Regions from separate parts of the Homo sapiens genome. Here region 1 is linked to region 2. A link is an interaction called in ENCODE POLR2A ChIA-PET data of the cell type or tissue named here. Cell type or tissue: HepG2. All regions are shown on one strand. Each heading gives the region's core, and the rest is flanking DNA. Links, peaks and the distances in the headings are about the cores only.

What was found. Peaks named below come from ENCODE experiments on the same cell type or tissue, not always from the same donor. Only the 100,000 strongest peaks of a DNase experiment are listed, where the experiment ranks them.
Region 1: POLR2A ChIA-PET joins it to region 2 with 5 read pairs; 2 of 35 experiments call an interaction of 5 or more read pairs at or near these places.

The regions. Positions count from the first base shown.
Region 1 is chr13:23,609,007-23,611,822 of GRCh38, forward strand. All of the region lies in intron 3 of TNFRSF19 (TNF receptor superfamily member 19), which reads left to right. Among named protein-coding and RNA genes, the nearest start is that of TNFRSF19, 40 kb to the left of the region's middle. In HepG2, for the core only: no CTCF peak of the experiment used is centred there; a DNase peak (open chromatin) is centred at 1,275; H3K4me3 peaks cover 505 bases.
Region 2 is chr13:23,548,759-23,551,574 of GRCh38, forward strand. No RefSeq gene overlaps it. Among named protein-coding and RNA genes, the nearest start is that of TNFRSF19, 20 kb to the right of the region's middle. In HepG2, for the core only: no CTCF peak of the experiment used is centred there; a DNase peak (open chromatin) is centred at 1,563.

The DNA.
Region 1 (2,816 bases), core at 183-2,682, 60 kb after region 2:
TCGCTAGTTCCTTTGCTTCCTTCCCTGTAAGCCCCAAGCAGCATCTCTTCCCATTCAGTTCTTTTTTAGAAATTTTGCTTAATACATAGTTATCTTTCCTGCATTTTTAGGAAAATATATGACAGGTCGCTGAGCCATGTGGAGTCTGAGGATTTTATCCCATTGAGCCATATTTACCCTATCTCTCCTCCACTACAGGATTTCGATTTTGAAAGTGTATGAGAAAGATAATTCAGAATATTTTTCCTATTTCAGAGTCAAAAAATACAAAAGCTTGTTCTGGGCGCCCCATAAGTAGTACCTGCTGGGCATTCTGAACCATAAATATGGTGAGGGTTACTCGGCCATCAGGCATCCTTTCAGCTCCCAAAAATAAACCTAACTTTGGGATATGTGGGAGAGGATGATTTTTGTTTTCCTGAAGTAACCACATTAGACTTTTAATTCTTACTGCCTAGAATTCGCCCAGCCCCAGCCCATCCTCCTCACTCGTATTAATGCCAACAGTGTGCTTGTAACACGATCGCCTCGCAGCAGTAAATCAGGAAACTAGTTTTTGCATGAACCACTTGAAACAGGCTTCAAGTCTCTGGCACAGTTTTCAAAGTAAACTTTTCTAACCAATTATTGGGAGGACTTTAGTTAATGTGAAAAAATTAACTCTTGTAAACAACAACATACTTTCCTCCGCACGGGGCATACCCAGCTTCATATTTCTGAAGATGTTTACATTTTTGAAAACTGTTTTTGTCTCTATGAGGAAAGTTTTAAAAAAATTAATTTGTAAGCATAAAAAATGAGATTCATTTCTGCCATTTAATGACAGTGTTGCTCACTTTATTTATGTTTAATTATAGCTGATCTAGCCTAGGGATGGTTGTAAGATATTAACGAGCCCTTGCTTGTCAGTTTTCTCTAAAAAACTCAAGCACAGCCTTTTAGAAACTGAAAGTTGAGGGGAAATATCTCTTCAATGTTGTTTCATTAAAGGAAGTTAAAAGTTGATTTCTAAGCACCAGCAACATAAATCTAATTTGTCATTTGCATTTGCATGCCCTAGATTCTCCCTTCAAATAACTTCTCCATCCACATTTAAAATTTAACATTTAACTTTGAAAGTTCAAAGGACTGCAGTTAATAACGCACTGGCTGTACAAATAAATAGTGCTTTCAACCCAAGGCCCAGAATGTGTTTCCTGGACAACAAGGGTCTGTGAGTTTTCCCCTGTGGTCTGAAGAGCTGCTCCTCCAACCTGTAGGTAGGACCCGCTTATGTTTTTGTTAAAGGCTGGATTTGCAGAAGGAGAAAAGAGAGAAGGGGATTTGGGGACTGTTTACTTTGAGTCATTTTGCTACTGGAAAACCACCAAATGTGGCTTAAAAATATTGGGCAGAGTGACAGAGCTACAGCTTGGGTGGAAGTAGCCCAGCTGAACCCAGCCCTCTGCTCCCTTGGGACCAAGATAAGGAAAGCTGCTGACCCCACTCCACCCAGACATCCCCAGCCCAGCCCACCCTGCCTGCCATCCTGCAGCCCAGGAGGACTATATGGCCTCACCACATGGGAGCCCTTGCTGGGGCCGTTACAAGCTATTGCTCCCTAGGATTTTTTTAAAGTATTTAGGAAATACTACCTTAAACAATATTTGTTCATCCGTTTGTTTATCAGCAGGCATTTATTTATTATTCACCGGCCTGTTAGATACCAGGCTTTTGGGAAGGAGAGGTGGAGGGAGGCATTGGATACCATGGGTTGTTCACTTCTCATATGATTTTAGGAAGTAAGTAGGGGCCCTATAATAATGCCTTTTTTTGCATTATTATTTTATCTATGCATATATTTTCCCATCTTAAAGTTTATTGATAAAAAATGTCTTCTCAAGGATTCGGGGAAGTACTGCGTACTTCCTTCAAGCTTTTAAGGTACCAGGTCATAATTTCAAGAATACAGACTACGGGGTATTTTAAAACAGAAATGCATTTCTACCATTGATATTAATGGCGGACCATGCTCCATAAACATAATCACATATCCCTTATCCTGAAGCCCAGGCTAAAGATGGACATACTCTGCCTATACCCTCCTTGCCCTCCCCTCACCAGACACACACACACATGTGCACACACACACACACACACACACACTCCTTCTCTTGCCATGATGGGAGGGACAACTCTAGTGCAACTTGGAAAGTGTCAAAGAAAACCCAGAACTGGACAGTGGAACAGCAGATTTTACTCAGGACTGTTGCAGTAGAGGAAATGAAAGCTCAGTGTAGAACTGGGCTCCACTCCAAATACAGCACAGGCAAGTGGGGATATATAGCCAAGGAGCAGGCTGGGTTTGGTGGATGGAAAATCATGAAGAGGAACCGTCAGAGGTGAGGGAGATTCTGGCTAAAATGACCTCACAGGATTCTTGCTGAAGACAGGCCAGGGTGACCAGGCATCACCTGGGAGATGGTGAGGGTTGAGGAACCTGAGAAGATACTGAGCATGGCCAGATTTAGCCAGGTTTTTGGGAAACTGGGCTCTTGAGGACAGGGCCCAACAGAGAGTGGCTCCTAAGAACCTATCTAGAGTTTGGTCAAGGAGAGAGTCCTTGTCAAAAGGCTAAACTCAAACATAGCTCATTTCATTATTTATTTGCTTACTTGTCTGCCTGCAGCAGGAAATAATATACCTAGGGAAATTACTTCTTTCTATCCCTATGGGGGAAAAAACAAAAAAGATTTGATACTATTTTCATTTGCTGCATGGTTAGGTCATCTGATCAATACAAATGCAGTGGGCCAAACCTAAATGGATACCCTCTC
Region 2 (2,816 bases), core at 184-2,683:
GAGGTTGCAGTGAGCTGAGATCGCGCCACTACACTCCAGCCTGTGCAACAGAGCAAGACTCTCCGTCTCAAAAAAAAAAAAAAAGAAAGAAAAGAAAGAAAAGGAAAAGAAAAAGAAATATACACTATGTATCTTCAGCTTTCCTACTCCTCTTTTTGCAACTTTCTCCCAGCCCTTTTCCCCTTTCTATGGTTTATTTTCTAATTCTAGTCATCAAAATTAAAAACTTATCTTAGGAATTATATGTACGGTTAGAGTAGTTATGTTTTGATCCAAATTTAGGTCAATGTGTCCTCCCTGTATTTGTCAGCTTGAGGTGCCATAACACAATACCAGAAAGTAGGTGGCTTAGACAACAGAAATTTATTTCTCACAGTTCTGGAGGCTAGGAAGTCTGAGATCAAGATGCCACAGGTTTGGTTCCTGGTGAGGGTCTCTACCTGGCTTGAGGCAGCTGCCATATTGGTTTGTGCTCACATGACATCTTTGGAGTCTCACCAGGAGAGAGAGTGAGCCAATTCTCTAGTGCCTTTTACTTGTAAGAGCACAAATCCCATAATGAGGACCCACCTTCATGACCACATCTAAACCTAATTACTTCTCAAAGGTCCCATCATCAGATACACTCAGCTAGGGGTTTTAATGTGCCCCTCAGTGTTCATGTGTTGGAAATGTAATTCTTATTGCAACAGTGTTGAAAAGTGGGACCTTCAAGAGGTGATTACGTCTTGAGGTCTCTGCCCCCATGAATGGATTAATGTCATTATCACTGGAGTGGGTTTGTTATTGAGAGAGAGTGGATTTCCTATAAAAGTGAGCTTGTCTGTCTCATGTGCACCCATGTTCTCATGCCCATCTGCCTTCCACCATGGGATGATATAGCAAGAAGTTCTTCACAAGAAGCAGGCCCCTTGATCTTGATCTTGGACTTCCCAGCCTCCAGAACCATGAGCCAAATAAATTTTTGTTAATTATAAATTACCCAGTCTCAGGTATTCTGTTATAGCAGCAAAAATAGGTTTTTTTTTTTTTTCATCACATTGGGGCTTAGGGCTTTGGCATTTGGATTTAGGGGAATGAAAATGTTCAGAGTAACACTCTCCCAATGCTATTTATATTTTAAAACTTATCTGTTTCAATTGAGATATGTGGCTGGCTCCAGTAAAGCAAATCAGAAGAGGGTGAAGACAAATTCATCATCCAAAGATGATAACAGAGGGCCCTTTCTGTTAACCCATAGGTATCCTATGTTTTATTATTGATAGGAACACATTTTATTATTGCTGTCCCACATTTTATTATTGACAGGAACTTGAAGGGCTACTTATTTAACTGTAAGTTTGAAATAACTTTAGTTATAGTCAAAAAGAAAGTCTTGAGTTGGCTCGGATCTTCCAGAGTTTACATCACGGAACACTAAAAAAAATGTTCTCTCTGGAATCTGCTTCTCCAGAGACTCCAGTTGGAATGCTCAGAGCAATATTTGCTAACAGAAATAAGTTGATATAGTTGAGAGGATCCAGAACAAGGCACCAAAATGATCAAAGGAATGACTTGTGCATTAAGATCAAAAGACCTGGCAGTGCAGGTCAAGAATTGGTGGAGAGGGGATACCTGGTACTTGATAAGAGTCTACAAATATTTAAAAGGTGTTAACAGGGAGGAAGGCAAGCCCAATTTTGCCTGCTTGGAGGTGACATAATGTGAAACAGTAAAGGTAACACCAAAGAATGAACAATGTAGCCAGAAGATCAGGATCTATTTCCAGCAAAGAACTACTGAGGTTTCTGCAAAATTACACAATGTGAAGCATTAGATCCACTGTACCCCTAGCAGAAAGTAACCTTGAACAATTTCTATTTGCAGATCGCTGTGTCTTACGTCTTTCTTGCCTCTATTAGCCCATCATTCAGTACTTAACAACTCACCTCCTTCTACCCGTTACCCAAATTCTTTAACATCTTTAGGGGTCCCATCAATGACAGTATGCCTACTTTTTGGAAGAATATGATTTATGTAGCAAAGCTAAGATAGAAATTTGCAAACAGAAGCCGGGCGTGGTGGCTTACACCTGTAATCCCAGCACTTCGGGAGGCTGAGGCGGGCAGATCATGAGGTCAGGAGATCGAGACCATCCTGGCTAAGACAGTGAAACCCCGTCTCTACTAAAAAATACAAAAAATTAGCCGGGTGTGGTGGCGGGCGCCTGTAGTCCCAGCTACTCAGAAGCCTGAGGCAGAAGAATGGCATGAACCCAGAGGCAGAGCTTGCAGTGAGCCGAGATCGTGCGACTGCACTCCAGCCTGGATGACAGAGCGAGACTCCGTCTCAAAAAAAAAAGAAAGAAATTTGCAAACAGAAAAGCATTTGAACAGTTGTTGTCACTTTATGTGTTCCATATGCAGCACATTTGTTAATCCAGGAGTACAGAGTTTAGAATCATGAATTTTAAGAAACAGAGGCAAGCTTGAGGTGATCCACTCTGATCAGAGAGGCTAGGTGACTTCTACAAAATGCATGAGCCAGAGACTTCTGCAAAATGCACAAAACAGAGCAGAGACTAAAACCTAGGTTCTCACCGAAGTGGGGTTGATTATTATCAGGTAGCATTACCTTTCTGTTCCTTTAGAGACAGTGTCTCGCTCAGTTGCCCAGGCTGAAGTGCAGTGGTGCAATCACAGTTCATTGCAGCCTCAAACTCCTGGGCTCAAGTGATCCTCCTACCTCAGCTTACAGAGGAATCCTTTTTCATTTTTTAAAAAATGCAGTAGTTTCCATTTCTCTTTTTTTCCTAAAAGCTATGACAAACAAATTTT